Linked DNA regions of Homo sapiens: region 2 is linked to region 1. A link is a contact called in ENCODE Hi-C or POLR2A ChIA-PET data. All regions are on one chromosome and are shown on one strand. The core of a region is the stretch at or near the end of the contact, and the rest is flanking DNA. Distances in the headings are between cores, read along the strand shown. Region 1 overlaps BACH2 (BACH transcriptional regulator 2). Region 2 overlaps BACH2 (BACH transcriptional regulator 2).

Region 1 (5,329 bases), core at 1,935-4,434:
AAGATCTGTGATTTGATCTACAGGAAAAGGAAGTTTTACCTGAAACCAAGAATAACAGAAAATGATTATGGCAGCTGGATTTTAATTCTGGCAGGCGGAACATCAAAAATGATAAAACCTCCTTTTTATGATGACCAAGTAATATGGAAACTACTGAAAGCAAGCAGTGATTACTTATTTCCTGTTTAAAGACAGATAAGATGTAATAATACCTGGATAATCAAACAGAATAAGAACACATATATTGCAATGTTATTGTCTCTGAGATTTTTGAAGCAAATGACATGAACAATATTGGAAAATGTGTCATTTTTCATTGATGTAGCACTTTTGTAAGAAAGATTCTAGTTAGTTGAAATGTACTTCCATAAGACCTACAGCCTAACTCAATAAAATGACAAGTTATAGGGAGATACCACATAAGGACATATCTAAAGCCCCTGAATGAAGAGAGCCCCATGTATCCTGAAAATGCTGGAGACACAAAAAACCCAGTGTGATTCTTAGTTACAATAGCATATGGGAGATAGGAGGAGATAACTTGGATAGGCTTCACTAGCATATAGTAGGAGTCAAAAGAACCGGGCTTTCATCCTTCTCACCAGACATGAGACCTCAGGCTAGCTACTCCACCTCTCTGAGATTCAATTTCCTCATCTGAAAAATAGGGCATTTTAAAAAAGCCGTACAGTGCTATACAAGTGTTGGGCACTTTGGGAATTTATTTTCCAATTTTACAATGAAATGTTGACATTCCTTTATCAAAAGGTGAGATGCATTTTTCCTGCCTTTTGACCAACAGAATGCAGCAGTAGTAATGGTGTATAGTTTCTGAGGCTAGGTCGAAAATTAGCTGCCATGCCTCGAGGACATTCAAGCAGCTCTGTGGAGAGGCCCATGTGGAGAGGGGCTGATGCCTCTAGTCAACAACCAGCATCACCTTGCCAGTCATGTGAACAAGCCACCCTGGAAAGATTCTCTAGCCCCAGTCAAACCTTCAGTTGAGTGTAGCCCCAGCCAACATCTGACTTCACCTTATGAGAGATCTTCAGCCCAAACTGCTCAGATGGGCAACTCCTGAATTCCTGACTCACATTCACATTTCTCATAGAAACTGTAAGAGGTGTTAAGTGATTACTATTGTTTTAGGTCATTAAGTTTTGGGGTGATTTATTATGCAACAATAGACATTGGATGCAGGTACTTGCCAGCAAAATTCCAAATCTTGACAAATTCCAATTCTTGACAAATCAAGGCAAATAAGCATTATCTAAAGCGAGGACAGCAGTCTCCTGAAGGATGGGTTTGTATCCTTACTATGTTGTTAAATGATTGCTTATATTTCTTTTTTTTTTTTTTTTTTTTTTTTTTGAGACAGGGTCTTGCTCTGTTACTCAGGCTGGAGTGGAGTGTTATGATCACAGCTCACTGTAGCCTTAACCTCCTGGGCTCAAGCAATCCTCTTGCCTTGGCCTCCCAAGTAGCTGGGACAACCCTGCCCAGTTAATTAAATTTTTTTTTTTTTTTTTTTTTTGTAGAGATGAGGTCTTGCGCCACAGAGAAGGGGAAAAAAAGAGATGAAGTCTCACAATGTTGCCCAGGCTGGTTTCAAACTCCTGGGCTCAAGTGATTCTCCCTACTCAGCCTCCCAAAGTGTTGGTATTACAGGTGGGAGCCACTATTCCTGGCCTGAAATATTTCTTTTCTTTTTTCTTTTGAGATGGAGTCTCGGTCTGTCACCCAGGCTGGAGTAGAGTGGCACGATTTTGACTCACGGCAAACTCCACCTCCCTGGTTCAAGCGATTCTCCTGCCTCACCTCCTGAGTAGCTGGGATTGCAGGTGTGCACCACCATGCCCAGCTAATTTTTGTATTTTCAGTAGAGATGCGGTTTTGCCATGTTGGCCAGGCTGGTCTTGAACTCCTGGTCTCAAGTGATCCGCCCGCCTTGGCCTCCCAAAATGCTGGGCTTACAGGGGTGAACCATGGTGCCTGGCCTGAAATATTTCTTAAGAATAGCAACCAGTGAAAAAGACTGCATGAAAGAGCCCCAAGTGCGGAAGGTGAGCAGCAAACCACTACTCTATCTCAAGAGCCTCCTTGGCACCCATGAGGTGACACAGGCTTGCACCTTTGAGCAGTTTGTCACTCCCCTTCCCGAGGCTCTTGGGGATTCAGCAGCTTCTGGGTTCAGTCTGGTCCTGCTTCAGAAGCTCCTGGAATAAAAAGGTTGTGTGCTGCCAGGCTAAGAGACAACGTGTGGGTTAGCTCAGATTGCTTCATTCTTGTTTACATTCACGTCTGCTCCGGATGAGCCAGCAGATGGCACTACAAACCTAAACTTCCTTCAAGCACTAGCCCAGCCCTGTCTAATACAAACAATACGAGCTACATTTGTGATTTTAAATTTTCCAGCAGCTACATTAAAAGAAGTAAAAAGAAACAGGTGAAATGAGTTTGAATACTGTATGTTATTTAACCCAATAGATAAAAATACTTCCAACATATAGCTAATATAATTATTAATGAGATAGTTTACAGTTTTTTTTTTTTTTGTGCTAAACTTTCCAAATCCAAAGCACATTTTATCCTTACAGCACATCATAATTCAGACTAGCCACTTTCAGGGGCTCAACAGCCACGTGCAGCATGAGGCAAATGGACTGGACAGTGCCACTCTAGGAGACAGAATAAATGGACTCAATGAATCCCAGCAGCCAGAAAAACATATGGGTCTGGGCTGAACTGATCAAAATGCTCTTGGGTGAAGAAACCAACCCCTCGATAGTGTTCAGATGCTGCAGGGTTAAGTCTGTGTTCTTCAAGGGAGTGAGGATGAAGACATTTGATCCTGAGCCCAGGTTTCTCTTTGGTTACATCATTTGCAGGCAGACACGAGTCCCGGCTGCCGGCATGTGTGGCTAGTCAATTCCCGTGCACAAAGGCAAATGTACAAAATGATCATTTGACTTTTCTGTGGTTGGGTGCAAGCTCTTTGTCAGGTTCCATCACAGCTCCGAGCTTGTGCAGTGTGGCATTTACTGAAGGTTCCCAGCAGGTGATCTGATTCAACTTCTACCTGGTGAGCTCTGTCCCATGACACCTGTAAAATTTTGGTCCAAGAAAGCAAAATCGCAGTAGGGCCCATGACACCACTGTCGGCTTGGCCCTGCTCCGACTGCTAAAGACAGGCAGCCAGGACAAACAGTTCCTTGTTATGGGCTCGGGAAAGGCCTTTGTGCACGGGGCTGTGTTTGCACAGGGCTTCTAATGATATGAAAGAATGTTTGATTTCCCTCTTATACCCGTTGGATAACAAACACACTCAGATCCTGCACGGTGTCTCCGGAACACAGAGGTCTGTCTGTTGGAGATGTGGATGTTCCAACACAGCAGAGGTGGTGGCGCTTTGGGGGCTTGTGGAGTTTTCCCTCTGATGACAACAAAGCCATTCTGCTTCTGCTCTAAATGTGTTTACTTACTCTCAGAAAGAAGATATCCCTATAGTTCAGGCCACAGGGAAAGTCAAAAGGATGTCTATACCAAGAGCTACTGTATTTAAATCATCCAGACAGTGAATATAAAACACTAGGGGAATAGGAGGGAGAGTTGCCAAGAAAAAGAAAAAAATCACCAATGCTAGTTTCAAAGTCCTTGAGACAAAAAGCCATACAACACTTCAGCAGAGCTGCTGCAACACAATCTGCTTTTTAAAGAGGGTCAGAGGAAAAGGTAATGGGTCAACTATAGACTTTCTCCCAGGTGAAAAAAACCCCAACTCACTCTTGTTTCTCTTTACAAGTCTTGGTTCCCCCTCTAGCAAGGGAGGACTTATGTTCACTGACATGCGGGGGTCTCTGAGGTGTTCTCAGACAGGCACCGGGTCGGGGTGGGTGGGAACTTGACCACATCCAAGTTGTTTCTTGAGTAATAAGTTCCAAGCCAAGAACATCTTGTCTGGAAATAAGGAGTAGCCACTGACTGTTTGGTCCCGTGGAGGACATGCCTCTCCCAGGCTCTCGGCACTCAAAACATTCCTCAAATGGGGCTGAGGAGTCAGAGAAGGCCAACAGACCTTGGAAAGCGGAAACACATCAAGAAGGTTGAGGCCCACCTCTTTTCCTTCTAGATAATTATTCTGAGCCAAACAGGCCCAGTTGGGCTTAACATCTTATTAACTGTCCCTCCACACACTTGCTCCTCCAGGATCTCACTTCCCAGCAGTGGCTTGGTTTCCTAAAGAGTCCCAACAGCCAATGTGATGAGGTGAAGAGTCCTGTGGACTGTCGCCATCCCCACTAGTTATACTCAGCCACCCACACACAGCTCCGGACACACAGGCTGCATATAAGGGGAAGGGCACGAGGGATTCATGGGCGCCACTCTTTAGCCAGGGGTCTACCACTTTGGTTCTCAGTGGAGAATCGGAGAATCAGGGCAGCCACTGAGTCAGCAGGCCAAGGGCCAAACAGGGCACCAGAGGCCTGTGCCACAGTTGGCACAATAAGCTGCTGTTGATTTTATTCAGCCCAGCAAAGTGTTGACTCTTCCCCCTCTGGAACACGACAGGAGCAGCAGGACCGAGGTGGGTTTTTAGCACGGTACCTGCCCTGTCCTGCTAAGCACGGCTATAGGAGGGTTAGTTCTTCTGGAGATTCCAGCTTTACACATTTTTTTTCTTTTAAAGACAGGGTCTCGCTCTGTTGCCTAGGCTGGTCTCAAACTCCTGGCCTCAAGCTATCTTCCTTCCTTGGCCTCCCAAACTGTTGGGATTATAGGAGTGAGCCACCACGCCTGGCTAGGCTCCAGCTCCTGAGCAGTCAGTAAAATGGATAGTCCCTGCAGTGTGTCCAGGGATTCTTAGGTCCAGGTGTGACATCTGGACAGTGCATGGAACCTACATATGTCTCCTTGCATGCTGTCTGCACCAACGAGGCAGAGGGGAGGCTGTAGGCTGGGCCCTGGAATGCCGGTGCTTCCTTCTCACCAAACAGAAATCGGCTGCTTTATTTCTCTTCCCTGCCAACAGCCACGACCATTCTTCAGCCTAAACCATCATCCCCTTCCTCCCAGTTAAAAGGAAACATTGAAAAATTATATAAGTATTATATAATTATAGATTATTCTGTAAGTATTATATAAAAATTACATATTATATAAATATAGCTTTCATAAAATATAAGACAAAAGAAGGGAAAAAAAATTCTCATCCCCAAATGATGACTCTCTTGCTCTGGTAGATTTCCCCGTGATCTTTGTTTTCTCTGCATCTTTTTTAGGAGTTGCAATCAAGTGGTGCTGTATCTATCTCACCCAACAAACATTTCGC
Region 2 (5,329 bases), core at 1,155-3,654, 220 kb after region 1:
TTGCTCCCAAGGAGCACTGCACCTTCTGAATCTGGTGAGTGATGGGGAACAACAGGCCAGGAAGGGAGGAAGTATATCTGCCAATGCTCAAAACGTGTTCATTCTGATGGCCCTAGTTCTAGCCTGCCTTTTGAATAGCACTGCGTTAGTCAGTACTGGACAGGAAGCACAAGTGTTACTTTGGCAGGGTCCTGTCCGTAGAAAGAGACCCACTGAGAGCCTCTTGTGTACAGCCACAGACAATGGGATAACCCACATGCTGGCCCCTCCCAGTCAGCTACCAAGGCAGACTGCGGAAAAGGGGACAAACTGGCAGGAAGAACTTGAAGCAGGCTCAACCATAAGTCAGGTTGCACAGCAGACATGAGGAGAAGGGGCACTGCAAAGGGAGAGCTAGGGATCATAAATCCAATGCTATTTGAGGCGGAGTGTCTGCGATCTGTAATTTATATGGATATAATAAGCTCCATGCCTAAGACACCGCAGCCCCAAACAACCACCACCAAAACACAAAGCACATGTTTAAAGGGGTGAATTACCCAAAACATCAGGTTTCTCCACATGGCTAGACTAAGAAGGCTGCAAAATCTATCACTGTTATGGGCTGGAAAGCCAACCAGGAGAGCCTTCTTAGGACTTCTAAAGGGAAACATTCTGGATGAACCTCTTGGTCTTGTAAGAAGGGAGGCTAGTTATGTTTAACTATAAACACATGGCAGTAGGTGTCAGCGATATGTTCCATTCGAAGACTATATAATAAACATCATTTTTGGAAAAGGAAACTAAACTAAGAATAGATAACCTGAGAATGCCATGCAAGGGCTAGAGCAACTTCCCATCCTTTTGCAAGCATTTAGCAATCAGGTTTCGCCTTTAGCTGAACTCCTTTCATTTCATGCAATATTTAATTTATACAGAGATGATTCATTTGCAATAGTAAATCATCACAACATTCTGTAAAAACAACAACAATAACAAAAGACTAGAAATATAGGAGGCCTACAACAAGCACCTAATTTAAAACTGCAGCCTCTTCCTATCCCCAAATTGGCCCTCCTCTTTCCTGCTCTGTTTTTAAATTTTTTTCCTAGCAATTACCACCTTCTAACTTACTATAATTTGCTTGTTTATTGCTTATTTTCTGTTTTCCTCCAATAGAATAGAAGCTCTAAGAGGGCAGCAATTTGTGTCTGTTTTGTTCACAGACACATCCCATGCATTGAGAACAATGCCTGGCACAAGCAGGTGTGCAAAAATGCTGGCCGACTAAAAAAAGTCATGGATGGGTTGTCAATATTGCATAAAGTCCTATTCTCAGATGACAATTGAGGTGGCCTCATCACTAACTACAAGAGATTTTTTTTCCCCAATGGAAATCACCAAAGTTTTAAAAAAGATTGGAATTCCAAGGTTAGTGAGGGAGTTCCGCTATCTGATGAAGCAGTGACTCACCTGAAAAGTTCCAGGGGACCTAATCCCAATGTGCATGGGGCCCAACCTCCTGACCAGCCTTGCATATCTGAAGGTGGGGAGGGAAACTGAGGTAGGTATCGAGTGGTGTAAAAAAAACGCTTCACAAGAGTTTTTCTTTATAGCCTTACAATTTTAATACTTTTGTATAGCACTTCCCAGGCATAAGCAACACTTCCACTGCATCTTACTCTACTTTCATAACAACCCCTGTAGGCAGTAAGAATTATATTCTGAATCTTGGAGAGTGTGCTACTTGCCCAGGGTGGTTGGCCAAAGTGGGACTGTTCCTATTTTGGTTTAAGAATGCAAGTTTTTGGGTTACAAATTCAGTCCTTTTTCTACATGGCATGGCCAAAAATAACATTCTCAAAGATGGGTTACTTAGCTGCCCCACTCTCATGGTTTACTTCAGGGGAGCATTGTACAAAAATGGGTGATTGTCTAGTTTTCATTGCCAATATGCTGGGAAATAAAGAAAATAATGAGAGAACACCAAAGTTTCTACTACCAAACAAGTAGGCATTTCAGGTGGTCTTTACTTAGGGCCTTGCATTTCTTAGGCTAAGTTGTGTTATATTGAGCTGAGGTGGAGGACTATGAAAAAGAAAGGCAGCAGATTTCACAGGGACCATTCAAAGCCCTGCAGGAACAACAACAACAAAAATGCTATGAAACAACACGGAGTAACTCTTGCATAAAAATGGAGAAAAGTAGGGTCTAAAATACATGCACCAAAACCCAAAAAAGACATGGAATACATGACCCAGGCGGCCCTGAAAATCTCATCCTCACACAAAGAAGAACTGTGCAGCATCCAGAGAGAAGAAGGGATGGTAGCTGGGGAGATGAGACCTTTGGAGAATTAACTACCAAAGGGGATGAATCAGCTCACGTCTGACAACACCTACAGATTCTGTCAAACCTGCCGCACTCTTCAAGAGCTTCAAGGCTCACAAACAGGAAATTGCTGGGTATGACTTAACCTGACTCTCAACCTCCTTAGAGAAGAGCTTGCCCCAAAAAGGTATGAACAAAGTGCAGAGCCAAAGGGCAAGAGGTGAAGAAGAATACGAGCTCACATTCCAGGTGTGGGGCATTTAGTGGAAGGAAACACTTTTCGAAACATATGAGTTATTTGGGATTTAGCATTGGGCTCAATGCCAATCAACATATTCACTTGGTAGACCAACACTTCACAGAAATGAGAAAAGAGAAAACAATTACAAAGGAACTCTAAGGGCACAAAAATTTGTGAAGAAGTGAGATTGGGTTGTTAATTTATTCATTCACTCATGATATTCTGCATCAGATTATTTTCAGAAGCAAAAAACTTTGAATTGACCTAAACAGTAAGTAAATTTATTATTTTACACGACAGAGTTGCCTGGAAGTAAAGCCAACCCAGGACTGGTTTAGCCCACAGCTCACTGATATCCTCGAGGGCCTGGGTTCTTTCCATCTTTCGGTCCTATTTTGTAGGTTCCAGGGAAACCCATACCGCTGTGCATGAGCCAAGCTGATGACCAGATCTTGTATATCTAACAACAAATTCACCCACTGGATCAGGAACTGGGGCTGGGACCAGCTGCCCGAGCAGATGGCCGCTTAGAGGAGAGGAAATACTCCAACCAAATCAGGGTTGCACCAGCTAGAAAGGGGCTAATGGCCATTGAGTGAGCCCCTGGAGATATCCACGATGGTCATTTGAAAGGTATTCATTGAGCACCTACTATATGTCCACTCCTGTACTGATCACTAGAAACACAGAGACCAGGAACTGCCTGCACATAGACAATAATGAGGAAGGCAGACATTAATGAAATAATTATACAAATAAAGATAAAATTGCAACTGTATTAAGTGCGATGTTGGAAAGGTATGTGGTGTCATGAGAGCGTTAACTGAGGGGGAGGTGATGCCTCTCTGATGAAGGGATATGGAGCTGCTGGGGAAGGGGCATGGAGAAACATTTCAGACAAAGGGAGCACAAGCAGTGGCCAAGTAGAAGGATGGGGTATGGCACATTCAAAAACTGTCCCCAGATGGAAGACAGTGAGGGTGAGCTTGGAGTAAGACGGAGCTAAAGAGGTAGGCAGGAGCCAGTCCATATGAGTTGTATACAACAGAAGATAAGATTAACAAACATCTTTTTAAATTTTAAAAATATTAGACCATTTGTTCACATAAAGTTTTACACAAACAAAAGCTCTAAAATGCCTTGGTGCACAATGTAGTGTGACTATCAAATGGCCATTCCCCTTCCTTGCAAAATGCATACTTCTAGCCATTTCACTTACACTATCTCATCGAGAAGAAAGGCAGGTGTGGGAGGCAAGGCACAGGTAGACCCAGGAGCGGGGTTGAAAGATGAAGCCACACAGTCATAACTGATTGGGACAGGAAGAAAATAATTAAAGAGGCCAAGCTAGGAAAGGGACATCAGGAAGAGCGTGGCTTTGAGACAGGGTTGAACAGGATCAGGGGCCTGGGCAGGGGCTTCATGATGTGTAGTAAGTAACGAGAGACGGGTGGTTGAGCTGGGGGATGGGAAAAGACCCAGGAGCACAGGGCAGAGTCCAGAATTTACTTCCCTCTCCTATTCTAGGGAGGTAACGATATGGAGATGGCAGAACTCAGTCTCCCTCTGTGTCTTCTTTTGGTGGGGGGGGGGCACTTACTCACATAGCAAGAGGTTACACAAAACTATTCAAGGGAAAGTGCCACAAAGTCCTCTCTCAGCAAATGAAAATATGCTTCAGAAATAAACAACACTGCCACTCCCTCATGGGGCTGAAAAATATCATCTCTTAATTTGATTTCTTAGCACTAATAAACTACATCATAATCTCTCAATAGCTGAGTATAAATGGTCGAATTAACCATCTTCTGCCCTTCAAATACTTAATTTCCATGGTGACTAATTATGCATTTCTTTTACCACATGGATGGGCAAGTAACTAAATGGGCTCTATCTTCTAAAGCAGACATTTAACGTGTGACAAAGTCCTCTCAGATAAACTTGTCTCTTTTGAAATGAGATAACTAATTACTGGGTAAGACAGCAGAATCGTTTCCCTACTGGGAAATCAACTACGTGGTCTAGTAGAATGAAAGGCACGGACCATGGCAAATCAGGTCTGCAAAAACAGTAAACAAAACAAGCCAACAGAACAATTAACACATGTGGAAAAAGCCAAATACAGTATCCACTGCACAGCTGATTTGATTTTAAGACAACTGAATATGTGTTTCAGAAAGAAAGGGAAAAGAGTGAAAATATATGGAAGTATAAGAAAAGAAACAAAACATCCTAAAAGTAAAATAAGGCAACTAAAGGCAAAGGAAAACTTTTATATACGCAGACCTCATAGACTACACAAATCCCTTTGTCTGCATTCTCTAGAGAATTAAGAAATGGTCACTATACATATATTTTATTGCTCAGGAAGGAAGTCCACATCTCTTCCAGAATTCTAACTATTAAATACACAAAGCATTGAGCCATGCAGATAATTCTCTTTTCAAAATAGGGACATAACCTATTTTCTCTAGATCAGATGTAGCTGGCTAACTGAGAGCCCATAGCTATTGTGGTAACCAGGAGAAAAGGAAATGGATGATTAAAGTAAATCTAATTCAATAAGCTAGTGACATTGTACTGTACAAAACTGGGGATGGGAAAGAGGCGGATACAGGCCAAAGGAGGAATAGTGCTTATTTTGTTCCTTTTGAATTTTATCAAATTGTGTATATATTTGTGACTTTTACCCTAAGGAGCATAAAAAACTGACAATAAAAGATTATCTGAATGGAACATTGGTTTTTGGTAAGTGTCAAGCACAAAAGGAATCATAAT

What was found. A loop is a pair of places that touch in the nucleus more often than their neighbours do. ChIA-PET counts read pairs that join two places held with the same protein, here RNA polymerase II (POLR2A). Pooled maps may share reads with other maps.
Region 2: a pooled map shows a loop between it and region 1 (2.6-fold over the local background). The contact joins two enhancer-like sites. A Hi-C loop is called at or near these places in 6 of 50 pooled maps. POLR2A ChIA-PET finds 5 or more read pairs at or near these places in 4 of 52 experiments (CD4-positive, alpha-beta T cell, activated CD4-positive, alpha-beta T cell, activated naive CD4-positive, alpha-beta T cell and 1 more).

Annotation. Positions count from the first base shown.
Region 1 is chr6:89,938,312-89,943,640 of GRCh38, forward strand. It overlaps BACH2 (BACH transcriptional regulator 2), which reads right to left. Exons shown (of 9, transcript NM_021813.4): 8 at 1-39. Among named protein-coding and RNA genes, the nearest start is that of GJA10, 47 kb to the left of the region's middle. Within about 2 kb of position 3,185, at least 11 of the 41 ENCODE cell types and tissues checked have a DNase peak (open chromatin) inside an H3K27ac peak, as active enhancers do.
Region 2 is chr6:90,154,632-90,159,960 of GRCh38, forward strand. All of the region lies in intron 4 of BACH2 (BACH transcriptional regulator 2), which reads right to left. Among named protein-coding and RNA genes, the nearest start is that of BACH2, 140 kb to the right of the region's middle. RefSeq lists enhancers at 1,805-1,949, 1,983-3,182 and a cis regulatory region at 1,877. Within about 2 kb of position 2,405, at least 2 of the 41 ENCODE cell types and tissues checked have a DNase peak (open chromatin) inside an H3K27ac peak, as active enhancers do.